Linked DNA regions of Homo sapiens: region 2 is linked to region 1. The links are chromatin contacts, found by Hi-C or POLR2A ChIA-PET in ENCODE. All regions are on one chromosome and are shown on one strand. Each heading gives the region's core, a stretch centred on a gene start or an enhancer-like site at or near the end of the contact. The rest is flanking DNA. Distances are from core to core; before and after follow the strand shown. Region 1 holds the start of SMG1 (SMG1 nonsense mediated mRNA decay associated PI3K related kinase). Region 2 holds the start of POLR3E (RNA polymerase III subunit E).

The links. Hi-C counts contacts between places; a loop is a spot of excess contacts on that map. ChIA-PET counts read pairs that join two places held with the same protein, here RNA polymerase II (POLR2A). Pooled maps may share reads with other maps.
Region 2: a pooled map shows a loop between it and region 1 (16-fold over the local background). The contact joins the promoter of POLR3E here to the promoter of SMG1 in region 1. A Hi-C loop is called at or near these places in 5 of 50 pooled maps. POLR2A ChIA-PET finds 5 or more read pairs at or near these places in 2 of 52 experiments (Caco-2 and Panc1).

The regions. Positions count from the first base shown.
Region 1 is chr16:18,923,035-18,929,648 of GRCh38, forward strand. It overlaps SMG1 (SMG1 nonsense mediated mRNA decay associated PI3K related kinase), which reads right to left and starts at 3,374. Exons shown (of 63, transcript NM_015092.5): 1 at 2,916-3,374. The coding sequence starts at 3,007. SMG1-DT (SMG1 divergent transcript) reads left to right here and starts at 3,153. Exons shown (of 2, transcript XR_001752094.2): 1 at 3,153-3,240. RefSeq lists enhancers at 348-407, 3,241-3,853, 3,854-4,467 and silencers at 2,596-3,185, 3,216-3,555.
Region 2 is chr16:22,294,673-22,301,286 of GRCh38, forward strand. It overlaps POLR3E (RNA polymerase III subunit E), which reads left to right and starts at 2,737. Exons shown (of 21, transcript NM_018119.4): 1 at 2,737-2,865. TRL-AAG2-4 (tRNA-Leu (anticodon AAG) 2-4) reads left to right here and starts at 2,468; the gene lies at 2,468-2,549. RefSeq lists silencers at 2,358-2,807, 3,818-3,957, 5,816-6,110 and enhancers at 2,481-3,025, 3,468-3,607.

The DNA.
Region 1 (6,614 bases), core at 2,124-4,623:
GTGCCACTGCACTCCAGCCTGGGTGACACAGCAAGACCCTGTTCTCAAAAAAATTTACAGAAGAGTTGACTGGGAGCACAGTGAATGAAAAGGAAGACTATAAGCCAGTGCCATATAAATGCTTACTGTTGGAGGTATGCTTCTATGGAACACGGGTTTGCTCTCTTGCCATAAGACATTCACGTATACAGCCACCTGCAACACTTCCTGTCAGTATGTGTGAAGTATCATGTGTGGTCAAAATGGACTCAACAGTCATTTTCCACACCAACTGGCAAACTAACACTAAAAGAAATCAACAAGTGTTGCTTTTTCAAAAGCCTAAATCGGCTGAGTGCGGTGACTTACACCTGTAATCCCAGCACTTCGGGAGGCCAAAGCAGGCGGATCACCTGAGTCAGGAGTCCAAGAACAGGCTGGCCAACATGGTGGAATCCCGTCTCTACTAAAAATACAAAAATTAGCTGGACGCCTGTAATCCCAGCTACTCAGGAGGCTGAGGCAGGAGAATTTTTCCTTGTAACCGGGAGGCAGAGGCTGCAGTGAGTCGAGATGACACCACTGCACTCCAGCCTGGGAGACAGAGCAAGACTCCATCTCAGGAAGGAAAAAAAAAAGGCCTACATCAAGGAAAACAGAACCAAAACACCAGGGACAAAATGGTACATAAGAGGCAAAAAAAAATTAATCAAAATTATTCAGATGAACCATAATAAATGTGCCTGCATCTGAAGATGTTCTAAACCTTCATTTAAGCAAGAAGCAAGATCAAGATCCGTTCTGTCAGTTACCTGGAGTCTGTCGTCTTTCTGAATAGGGGACAGAATCACCTCAAATTTAACTAATAAAAATTTATGACTTGGCAAACACCCCAGGTATTTTTATTGACTAACAAATCAGCTATGACAATCTTAGCAACAAATCAAGTTATGCTATGGGGTATGTCCACACTTCCCTGTTCCCTCTACAACAGGAGAAAATCAAATCTTTCCAACATCCTAACAAACTGTTACTCCCTATAACCAAATGTATATCACAGTATCGTCTACCAAGGCGTTACATCCTGAAACTTTCTTACAAAAAGCACAGCTTCAAAGAAACCTTGTAAGCTTTCTTGTAAGCTCCTCCCTTCCCCCATCGCCCCTCCCCAGAGCCAAGAAATAAAGCACTTGAAAGAAACAACATGGATAATATTTATTAATAGCTCATGTACATATTCCATAACTACATAAGCCATTTGGCTTCATACCTGTCAGCAATGAAGTCAGCTGGCCCTAGCACGTGGCTGCGACTCTTCTCTATTTATTTAGAACTACCAACTACAATTTACACTTTTCCAAAAGCTGTAGGACTATTTGGGAAGGGCACTTTATTCTTCTAAAAGGTTACTAAATTCTCTTATATACTTATACTGATCACAATACTGAAAAATAATAGAAAATCCATTGTCATTTATTTACCACCTAATTTGTTAGATGCCAGAAAATCAAATTTCACACATTTCAATAAAAAGGCAAAACTAAGCATGTCAATCATAGAAAAAAATACTTAATCAACTAATTTTATTTAAAGCACTCACAAACTCTTAAGTGGTACAAGACAAGTCAACGCTGTTTATCGAACAATATTTTTTTTTTTACGACTAAACATCTCAATTCTAGACTCAGGCACTAATTATTAAAGTCATCTAGTTATATACACCAATTCTCAACAGACACAGTATTTGGAAAGGCATATTAAATAGACTAAGATGTGTACCACCTATTAGCCAAAGATAATTTTATTGATTTTTCTAACGAGTCTTCAAATGTTACATTCTAACATCTTAGCAAATTATTTCCAAATACTGCTGGAATTACATGTAACTATCAGGAAACAAAAGGGCTTCCCAACAACTTGCGCGTTCTACATTATTTGGCCAGTTTCTGGACAATTATAACAATTGTGCTCCAAAGTAGGAGAGTTCCATGAATCAATTACCCCTAAAATATATTTCTGTATATTTAAGGAGTTCTAAGCATTGGGTTAAATTCCAAACAGACTCTGAATACAAGCATTTATTAAGAGAGATTAGAATAAATCAGTCCTAAATTAGGCACAGCTGCCCTCCCATTGATCAAAAAGACAGGAAACTACATTTATTTAAAAAGTTAATGTTCCTAATATATTCAAATCTCACTAAGCCCCAAAACGGTCTGAGATCAAATCCTCCATAAATGAGGAAATTCTCTAGACTTCTAAGTGGGTGCCCAAAGAGTTCACTCAAGTGTCCAGGTATGAATTACGATTCACCAGAGTAACCGGCCTTGCACTTAGGGAAAACTTCCATCGCCCAAGACCAGCGTGGGTCGATCCCATCAACAGTCACACAATCTCATCTCATGCTCCACTAATGAATGTTCTGCCTAGAGTCAGAGCAATGCCTTAGCTGGAGTTTTGTTTTGTTTTTTTCAATATTAACACGTGGGGGTCACAGAAAGGAACAGAGGTTAGAAGAGCTCTCACGTGGCGGCTGAAAGAGTGGGGAACCGAGAAAGTGAATGAGTAACAGGGAGGGTCCTGGACTCTCAGCATCTCCCAACTCGGGGTCAGGGGGAGGCTGTAACTGGAATGCCCCCCACCCCCACCCCCGCCTCTTTCTCACCTCCTGGTCCCGACCCCAGGCCAGTGCCACCGCCGGGAGCCCCGGGTCTCGGCTCCAGCCCCGGGCTGAACAAGCAGGGAGGGGAGGCACTTAGGCCTCGCCTCCCCGCGGCCTTCCTCCCCCAGCCGGGGCGGAGGAGACCCAGGAAGCCGCGCCCGGCTCCGAGGGGTGGAGGGCCTAGGCCGCGCCTCCCAGCCCCGCGGCCCTAGGCCTCGGCCCGCCCGAGGCGGAGCCCGGGAGGTCGGGGCGGGGTCCCGGGCCGGTCACCCACCTGGGTTGCCAGTCATTCCAGCTCCGCGGATACTTGGTGCCGCCGCCGCCGCCGCCGCTGCTCAGCCGAGACCCCGGGGCTCTGCGGCTCATTACCTTCCCCGACACGACATGGCCAAGCGCCGCCGCCCAAAGAAGCGCGAGTCGCCGCCCGAACCGGCCGCCGCCGACACCCCGCTCCGGCCCGGGGCTGAGGAGGAAGCCGAGAAGGAGGAGGAGGAGGAGGAGGAGGAGAAGGAGGAGGCGGCGGAGGGCGGGGGAAGAGGACGGCCGTTCCGGGTTCCGCCTGAGCCCGCAGCGCAGGACGAGGAGGCGGGAGCGGCGCGGTGAGAGAGAGGCGGATGAAGGGGAGGCGACGTCTTTTCCAGGGCCGTGCGCGGCCCACGTCGCCGGGGCCCCGGAGGACGAGGACGACGAGGAGCAGGCGGTGGCGGCAGCTCCTCACGCTCACACGGCCACTGCTTCCCCGCCTCCCGGCTCCGCCCGCCGCGCCGCCGCTGTCGCACGGCATGCTGGGAGCGAGGGGCGGGGTTGGCGCCCGCCGGGCCTGGGGAGAGAGGCGGGTCCTGTCGGCGGGGCGGAGCCGAGAGAGGCGGGGTCGATAGCAGGCCGCCCCGCCCCCCACGTCCCCAGGCCCTTGGGCGGCGAAGAGGTCTGGGCGTAGCGGTGACGAATCCTAAGACAGGGGATCTCCACTACTGCGGCCACACACTTTTCTCCCAAACGCTTCCCGGAAAGCACCGGAGGGCCGGGCAGTCAGGTGTAAACAGGCGTCCAATCAAGGACCTGCGGTGTGGGTGGGGGCTGGTGCCCTGCGGTGCGCGCGCACACAGGCGTGCCCTTGGATTCACGTGCGCCAGTTTTCCCACTTTCTACGGGGTGGGGTGGAAAGTGAAAATAGTAAGATCGAGAGGTGGATATCCACCTTCCCAACCTCCACCTGAAATGTGCCCATCGAGTCCTGGCACCTTTTACCATTTCTTCACAATGAAAAAAACTAAACGATGGAAGGGAAGGGAGTACCCACGATCACCAAACCCTGTCCTCTGCAATGTGAAATGTGCTTTGAAGTCCTTTCACCCTGAGGCTTGCCCGCCTTCTGCTGGTGAAAGAAGCTGGGGGCTAGGCGCGGTGGATCACGCCTGTAATCCCAGCACTTTCGGAGGCCGAGGTGGGCGGATCGTCTGAGGTGAGGAGTTCCCGACCAGCCTAGCCAACATGGAGAAACCCCGCCTCTACTAAAAATACAAAAATTAGCCGGGCATGGTGGAGGGCGCCTGTAATCCCAGCTACTTGGGAGGCTGAGGCAGGGGAATCGCTTGAACCCAGCAGGCCGAGGTTGCAGTGAGCCGAGATCAGACCATTGCAGTCCAGCCTGGACAACAAGAGTGAAACTCTGTCTCAAAAAAATAAAAGAGAGAGAGAAAGGAGGGAGGGAAGAAAAAGGAAGGAAGGAAGGGAGGAAGGAAGGAAAGGAAAGGAAAGGAAAGGAAAAAAGAAAAGAAAGAGAGAAGGCCGGGCGTGGTGGATCACGTCTGTAATCCCAGCACTTTGGGAGGCCGAGGCGGGCGGATCACGAGGTCAGGAGATCGAGACCATCCTGGCTAACACGGTGAAACCCCGTCTCTACTAAAAATACAAAAAATTAGCCGGGCGTGGTGGCGGGTGCCTGTAGTCCCAGCTACTCCTGAGGCTGAGGCAGGAGAATGGCGTGAACCCGGGAAGCGGAGCTCACAGTGAGCAGAGATGGCTCCACTGCACTCCAGCGTGGGCGACAGAGCAAGACTCTGTCTCAAAAAGAAAAAAAAAACAAAGCAGCAGCTGGGTAGAGGAGACGTACCCGACCGTCTACCCCATGACGTGTCCCATGCCCCAGGGAAAAAAGTTCCCTAAAGCATCTGATGCATAACGTGAATGCACACACGTTTTTTAAAAGTTGGGCCAGGATGCTCCTTAAACGAGTGTCTAAACCGTATCTGCATAAGGAGTCATAACCTATCATTTTATGTTGCAAAGAAAACGTCTTTATATATCGCTTGTGCAAATAAATATTGTTACCAAAAGTACTTGAAGATTACGAGGAGTTGACCCCTTCACACACATGCATATCCCCTCCACCTTGGGCTCCTTGCTTATGGCCACCAATCCCTCACTAAGGGAGGATCCTGCCAGTTCTAAATGATGGGGACTACAAAAATTACAAAAATTAGCTGGCGTGGTAGCGCGTGCCTGTGGTCCCAGGAACTCAGGAGGGTGAGGCAGGAGGATGACTTGAGTCCAGCGGGTGGAGGCTGCAGTGACCTATGATCCCGCCACTGCACTCCAGCCTGGGCTGCGGAGGGTAGGGAGGGAGGGAGGGAGGAGAAGAAAAAGAAAAGGAGGGGCACCATGGATGGCTGACTCCTGTAATCCCAGCACTTTGGGAGGCCGAGGTGGGTGGATCATTTGAGGTCAGGAGACCAGCCTGACAAACATGGTGAAACCCCATCTCTACAAAAAAATACAAAAATTAGCCAGGCATGGTGGCGCACGCCTGTAGTCCCAGCTATTCGGGGAAGCTGAGGCATGAGGATTGCTTGAACCCGGGAGCCAGAGGTTGCAGTGAGCCGAGATCATGCCACTGAACTCCAGCCTGGGTGACAGAGCAAGACTGTCTCCAAAAAAAAAAAAATCATTTAGGTGAAGTGATTCATGCCTGTAATTCCAGTGATGGGAGGCTGAGACTGGAAGATCCTTGAGCCTGGGAGTTATAGGCCAGCCTGAGCAACATAGTGAGACCCCCATCTCTACAAAAATTATTAAAATTTTTTTTCAGACACAGTTTCACTCTTGTGGCCCAGGCTGGAGTGCAATGGTGCGATCTCAGCTCACTGCAACCTCTGCCTTCCAGGTTCAAGCGAGTCTCCTGCCTTAGCCTCCCAAGTAGCTAAGATTACAGGCACATGCCACCATGCCCGGCTAATTTTGTGTAAAAATTTAAAATTTTTTTACATTAGACAAGTTAGAAATTGCTTGAGCAACTGGACACAATCTCTGGTACTACCTTTCTTTTTCTTTTTAATTTTTTTATTTTATTTTTATTATTTTTTGAGATGGAGTCTCATTCTGTTGCCCAGGCTAGAGTGCAGTGGCACAGTCTCGGCTCACTGCAAGCTCTGCCTCCCGGGTTCAAGCCATTCTCCCGCCTCAGCCTCCCGAGTAGCTGGGATTACAGGCGCCCGCCACCAAGCCCGGCTAATTTTGTTTTTTATATTTTTAGTGGAGACGGGGTTTCACCGTGTTAGGCAGGATGGTCTCAATCTCCTGACCTCGTGATCCGCCCGCCTCGGCCTCCCAAAGTGATGGGATTACAGGCGTGAGCCACCGCGCCTGGCCCTCTTTTTCTTTATTGGTCAAAATATTATCCATCTAGGCATATGGATATGGAGGCATGCCTGTGATCCCAATTACTTGGGAGGCTGAGGTGGGAGAATCGCTTGAGCCCACGAGTTTCAGGCTGTGGTGAGCCATAATGGTGCCGCTGCACTCCAGCCTGGGCAACAGGATGAGACCATTTCTTAAGGGGACGGAAAAAATCACTCTGGCTGTGGCAGATTTCCTTAGGATAGATTCCGAGAAGTGGAGTTATTGGGGAAAAGGCTGTTAATGATTTTAAGTCTTTGGATACAGACTGTTAAGTTGCTTTCCAGAAGTTTCTGCC
Region 2 (6,614 bases), core at 1,487-3,986, 3.4 Mb after region 1:
GGCACATGCCACCATGCCCGGCTAATTTCTTTTCTTTTGTTTTTTGGTAGAGACAAGGTTTCTCGATGTTGCTTAGGCTGGTCTTGAACTCCTGGCGTCAAGCAATCCTGCCACCTCAGTCTCCCAAAGTGCTAGGATTATAGGAGTGAGCCACTGAGACCAGCCTATTATTAATATTATTATTATATAATACTAGGGAAAGTATAAATATAGACCAGCAATTTCATTTCTAGTGTATACCCTAGAGAAATGTCCATACGTAAGACAAGGAGCCATGTGCAAGGATACTTCCTGCCATATTGTGTGTAATGACAAAAATTTAGTAACAACTTAAAAGTTGTACATGGCATGGAATGAATGAATTAGATCTATAGGCATCATAACAGACCTCAAAAACATAATGTTGGGCCTGGCACAGTCTCTCATGCCTGTAATCTTGGCTACTTGGGAAGCTGAGGTGGGAGGATGGCTTGAGCCCGGGAGGTCTAGGCTACAGTAAGCTATGATTGCACCACTGTACTCTAGCCTGGGTGACAGAGCAACACTCTCTTAAAATAATAATAATAATAATACTGTTGAAATGAGAAAAGCAAGTTTTAGGATATCAGTACAATGTGCTAACATTTATATAAGTGAAAAACATACAGATAACCATTTTAGATATTATTCATAAATTTTATAGTAAAAATGTAAGAAATTATTGGAAAGATACACATCAAATTCATGACAGTTATAGACAGGGGAGAATGGGAGGGGGACTTATTTCTATTTGCAATGGTCTAATAATTTCTATTTGTAATAGTGTGATCTATTTTTTATTTATTTATTTATTTATTTATTTATTTATTTATTTATTTATTTGAGACCGAGTTTCTCACTGTCGCCCAGGCTAGAGTGCAGTGGTGGGATCTCGGCTCGCTGCAACCTCCGCCTCCCGGGTTCAAGCAACTCTCCCGCCTCAGCCTCCCGAGTAGCTGGGATTACAGGCATGTGCCACCACGCCAGGCTAATTTTTGTATTTTTAGTAGAGACGCTTGAACCCAGGAGGCAGAGATTGCAGTGAGCGGAGATCGCACCACTGCACTCCAGCCTAGACAGCAAGAGCGAGACTCCACATCAAAAAAAAAAAAAAAAAAAAAAAAAAAAAAGAAAAGAAAAAAGAAAAGGAAAAAAATGCCACAATACTAAGTCATTAATTTAATGCCAGGTGGTGGCACTATGGATGATAATTTTTTTCTTTGTAATTTTTGTGCATTTTTGTTTTTAATATCTTTGCATATCCACACGGATAGGTATTTTAAAATACAGTCTGGTGAAAAATAACAGCCAATTGCAGATCTATATGAATAATGTGACAATATTTGTGTTCAAATCCATACACAATAAAAACAAAGCTATCTTCTATGGCTATATCTATATATATCCATATAGATATAAACATATAAATTCACAGCAAAAGATCTAGAAAGATATATAGTGTTTTAGTCCATTTTCTGTTGCTTATAACAGAATACCTGAAACTGGGTAATTTGTAAAGAAAAGGAAGTTATTTCTTACAGTTATGGAGTCTGAGAAGTCCAAGGTCAAGAGTGTGCATCTGGTGAGGGCCTTCTTGCTGGTGGGGGACACCTGCAGAGTTCCCAGGCAGTACAAGCCATCATATGGAGGGGGTGCTGAGCTGCTCCCTTGCTAGCTAAGGTCTCTCTCCCTCTTCTTATAAAGCCATCAGTCCCCCTCCCAAGATAACCCATTAATCCATTAACCCATTAATCCATGAATCCATGAAGAGATTAATCCATTCATAAGGGCTCCACCCTCATGATCTAATCACCTCTTAAAGGGCCCACCACACAATACTGCCACATTGGGGATTAAATTTCCAACACATGAAATTTGGGGGACACATTCAAACCATAGTTCATATTAAACAGATAATAATGGTTAGTTACCTCGGCGGAGGGGCCTAGGATGCGAGTCAAGGTCAAAGAGCATTTGTACCTTATCTGCAAAGTTTAAATATTTTGCAATAATTCGCGTGTTATTTGTGTAAGTAAAAATTTAAACATAATTTTTCAGAGACAACTGCCCAGACCAGCTCCAGGGTTTGGCCGTCAGATCCCCTGGTGCATGTTTCTGATCAGATCAATTTCTTCTCCCGGAGACACCCAATCCGGGTCGTATGGATTACCTGTGGGTTAACCAGGGGTCTCCGGGTTAACCATCCAACTCAGAGTAAAGTTTCTAAAAATGCGTTTTGCTCTAATACCTATTCGGAACCAACCTGGGTCTAAAGACTGGAGCAAGTGTTTATTTTCCAAAACACGGCTTTTTAAAATAATTCTATAGGGATCACCTTGAACACACGTTAAGCAAAAAAAAAACCTCAGCGAAAACGCCTCGCAATGTCCAGATTAAATGCAAAAGCAAAAGCATTAAGTAGCTTTCTGGCATAAACATATTGCAGCTGGGTAGCGTGGCCGAGCGGTCTAAGGCGCTGGATTAAGGCTCCAGTCTCTTCGGGGGCGTGGGTTCGAATCCCACCGCTGCCAGGGTTGCTGTCTTTTTGTCCCCGCTGCATACACTCCTGGCTCAGTTTTGCGCGTGCCATCAGCGCCCCCTGCTGCAGGGCGGGGCTCACGGCCTGCATGAATGGCGCGGCGGAGGGGGCGGAGCCGCGTGCACCGGGGCGGGGCATTGTGGGTAAGAGGAAACGCTGGGGCCGGCCCGCTCCCCCCCACGTGTCCGCCGGAGTTTCTCCACCAGCAACATGGCCGCCGCCTGAGAGGAGAGCCGGGCCGCCGCCGTCTCTGCAGCCCGCGGGTAACTGGGCCGTTGCCGCCGTCCGCGCTCGGCCCCCGCGGAGAGGTGAGTCCCGTCTTGGCAGTGCCCGAGCTGGGGCTTGAGCCGGACCGCACTCACGACGTGGGCCTGGGCTAGATTCCCGAGTAGGCCAAGGAGGCCCGCGCCGCGCTGTGCCTAGCAGCTGGAGGCCTCTCGGGACTCGGGCGGGGAGGAGGGGCAGCCGGCTCCAGGCCGACCCCGGACTCTGACTTCCTTGACCTGACACCTGGGAGTTGGGGAGGCCGCGGCCGACGCTGGCGGCGGTGACTCAGGGTCCAGCCGACCTGCCCTATCCGGGCCTGGGAGGCCTCCTACGGAAGAAACACCTGTCCGCGCGTCGGGTGTAGTGGCGGCTCGCGGCAGGGACTGCGTGGTGGGCGTGAGAAGGGGGGCCTGACCACCCGCGAGGGAGCAGAAACCCATTGGACAGCGAGGCTCGGGATCGGCGGCCCGCCCCGATGGGCAGGGAGGGCACCTGCGCCTGCCGGAGCCCCCACTTCGCAGCTGAACCGGATTAGCCTCTGCCCGGCGAGGCCAGGGATTCCTCATTCATTTATTCAGGCAACCATTCAGTGTTTACCGAGCCAACTCTGTGTTCCGGATACAGCCCTGACCATTCGGTCCGAGGAGGTGTCAGTAAACAAACAAGGTCGTTCCTTTGGGTTAGCTTTAGAATTCCTTGGGCTTGGAGGCGGAAAGAAGAGATCTTAGCGATCTCCACAGTTTCCTCATCTGTGAAATAGAGATAATAGAAATTCCTACCTCATAGGGTTGTGGTGACGGCTCAGTAGAAACCGGGTGACGCTCCTGCTTGCAGCGTTTGACTTGTGGCTTAGCGTCATTACCCGCTTACGTTGGCAGAAAACATGTTGTCAAGTAATAACAAACCTTCCCAGAGGTTACGTTTATTAGCGTCCTGTCCTTACTCCTTCCCCGCAGGGGTCTGGAGGTCGGTACTTAGTTTCCCTACTTTAGGGATGAAAATAGGGAGGAATACCAAACCCAGACAACTCAGGTGGGTCACAGATGCCAAGCAGCTGTGGTGGGATTTGAACCTGCACAGTTTTGTTCTCGGGTCCAAGCTCTTACCCACTTAACCATACTGCCGTTTATCAGAAAACCGTGCAGTATAGTGGTTAAGAATAAGAATAAGGATCTTTGACATAGCGAGACCCAAGTTTCTGTCCTCATTCCACCTTGGATGAGTTGCTTATATCTGAACCTCAGTCTCGTCATTTCCAAATTGAAGATGATAAATCTCTATTGATAGGGCTAATGAGAAGATTAAATATAAAGTATTCTTTGTACTATATTGAGTGTCAACTTCGTGCCAGGCACTGTTCTAGGTATTGAGAGAACCAGCACTGGATTTTTTTTTTAAAGTAATGCTCCCCATAACAGCTTTGATGAAGTAAAGTATGATTGTCTGCATTTCATAGTTGAGGAAACTGAAGCACTGAGAAGCCTTCATGGAGCTTACGTTCTATTGCAGAAGACAAACAACACCTGAGCAAATAGACCAGGTAGTTCCAGATTAAGATGAGACCCACCAAGGAAAGAAAACAGAGATGTGGTAGGGCCTGGGAGGAGGCTGGGGGAGGCTTTTAAAATAGGGTGGTCAGGGAACCTATCCTCTCCTGCAGGCGGTGATGATATTTAATAAAAAGGAGCAACCTTGGAAATCCCTGTGGGAGAATAGATGATGTGCAAAGGACCTGGGGTGGACTGGGGCTTGCCTTGTTGGAGGCCCAGCAAGTGGCTACCAGCCTGGATGGTGAGGGGAAGACAGAGACAAGATTATGTAGGGCCTTAGGTGGCTCATGGAAAGGAGTTTGGGTTTTATTTTATGTGACAGTGGCAGTTGACAGGTCTTAGGCAGGGAAATAATATGATTTACTTTTTTTTTTTTTTTTTTTTTGAGATGGAGTCTTGTTCCGTTGCCCAGACTAGAGTGCAGTGGCAAGATCTCGGCTCACTGCAACCTCTGCCTTCTGGGTTCAAGTGATTCTTCTGCCTCAGCCTCCCGAGTAGCTGGGATTACAGGCGTGCATCACCACGCCTGGCTAATTTTTGTATTTTAAGTAGAGACGGGGTTTCACCTTATTGGCCAGGCTTTTCTGGAACTCCTGACCTCAGGTGATCCGCCTGCCTCGGCCTCCCAAAGTGCTGGGATTACAGGTGTGAGCCACCGTGCCTGGCTTTGTTTTCCCCCCAGTAGAGATCGAGTCTCACACTGTGACCCAGGATGGAGCGCAGTGGTGTGATCATAGCTCACTGCAGCCTCAAACTCCTGGGTTCAACCAATCCTGCTGCCTCAGCTTCCCAAGTAGTTGGGACTGCAGGCCATGCCAGGCTAAAATTTTTTTTTAAAGAGAGACCGGGGGGCGGGGGGCGCCTCACTATGTTGCTCAGGCTGGTCTCGAACTCCTGGTCTCAAGCAGTCCTTCCACCTAAGCCTCCCAAAGTGTTGGGATTACCGGCATGAGCCACCATGCCAGCCTGATTTACTTCTTTCCAAAGACTCACTGTTGCTGGGAGACTTGGAGGTAGGTATAAGGAGCCGTAGGGAGACTTGGATGAGTGCTTTTCACATTGCAGGTTAAAATTTATTAGTGGGAAGTAAAATCAATTTAAGGGAATTGAAGCTAGCATTTTTTGTTTTGAATGAAGTAGAAAACATCACGGCCTGACATATAGTAGGGACAGTTATAGTTACGTGAAACCTTGTTTCAGTTATGCAACTGTATGTATGTTCTGGGTTATTTATATGAGATGGATTTCTTACTGTGGTGGATCTTAGGCTGAAAACTTTGAAAGCCACTGAGTTGGATCACCTCGGCCTGGAGGATGAAGGGAGGTGACACTCTTTGTATCAACCCAGATGTACTATCCAGAGGAAGGAGCTCCAGCTCTCTAGCTGACAGGGCACCTCAGCCTCCCTGATCCCTGGCAGGGCAGAGGCCAACAGGGCATAGCAATAGCCAAGAAAGAACAATTGCGTCTTGGGAACCTCCCAGGCCCCAGCCTCTCAGTTGTCCACTGCCCAGCTGCAGAGAAGGCAGGAGCTTGACATATCTGTGGCACTTGGCAGCCGGTGCAGATGGGGTGAGGCCTTGGGCTCTCCGCTCTACACTGCCCTCTGTCTGCACAGCAGACAGTCGAGATGCACTGAAACTGTCCAGATGCGACTCCTGATTTTCATTCCATCCTCCATCTCTGGGACTGTTACGATAGCTGTTTCCCTGAAGTTTCTCTTTCTACCCGCTCCATGTCTTCCTCTGCCCGAAATCCTTCTGTAGCTTCCTATTAAATAGCATTCCCATGGTTCATTTATTTAGACAACAAACATGTATTGAGTGCCTGCTGTGTACTAGGCACTTGGGGTACCACAAGGGACAAAATAGACCAAAATCTCTGCCTTCACATAGCTTACAGCTTAGTGGCAATAGAGATGGGCACAGATGCAGAGCTGTAAACTGTCACATGGTGATAGACACCTGCTATGGAGAAAACCAGAGCAGAGAAGGGAATTGAGGGGTGGGGGAGGCAGTTTGCAATGTGATTTGGAGAGGGAAGGTCTTAGCCACAAGGTGACATTTGAGCAAAAACCGGAAAGAGGTGAAGGGGGGACCATGAGGTTATCGGGGGGGTAGAGCAGCTACAAAGCCCCAGAAGTGGGTTTGGAGCAGAGAGGAGGGTAGGAGGCTTGTGGGAGATGAGGTCTGGCAGGTCAAGGGGCAGGAGATTGTTTAGGGTTTACATGGGATGATAAA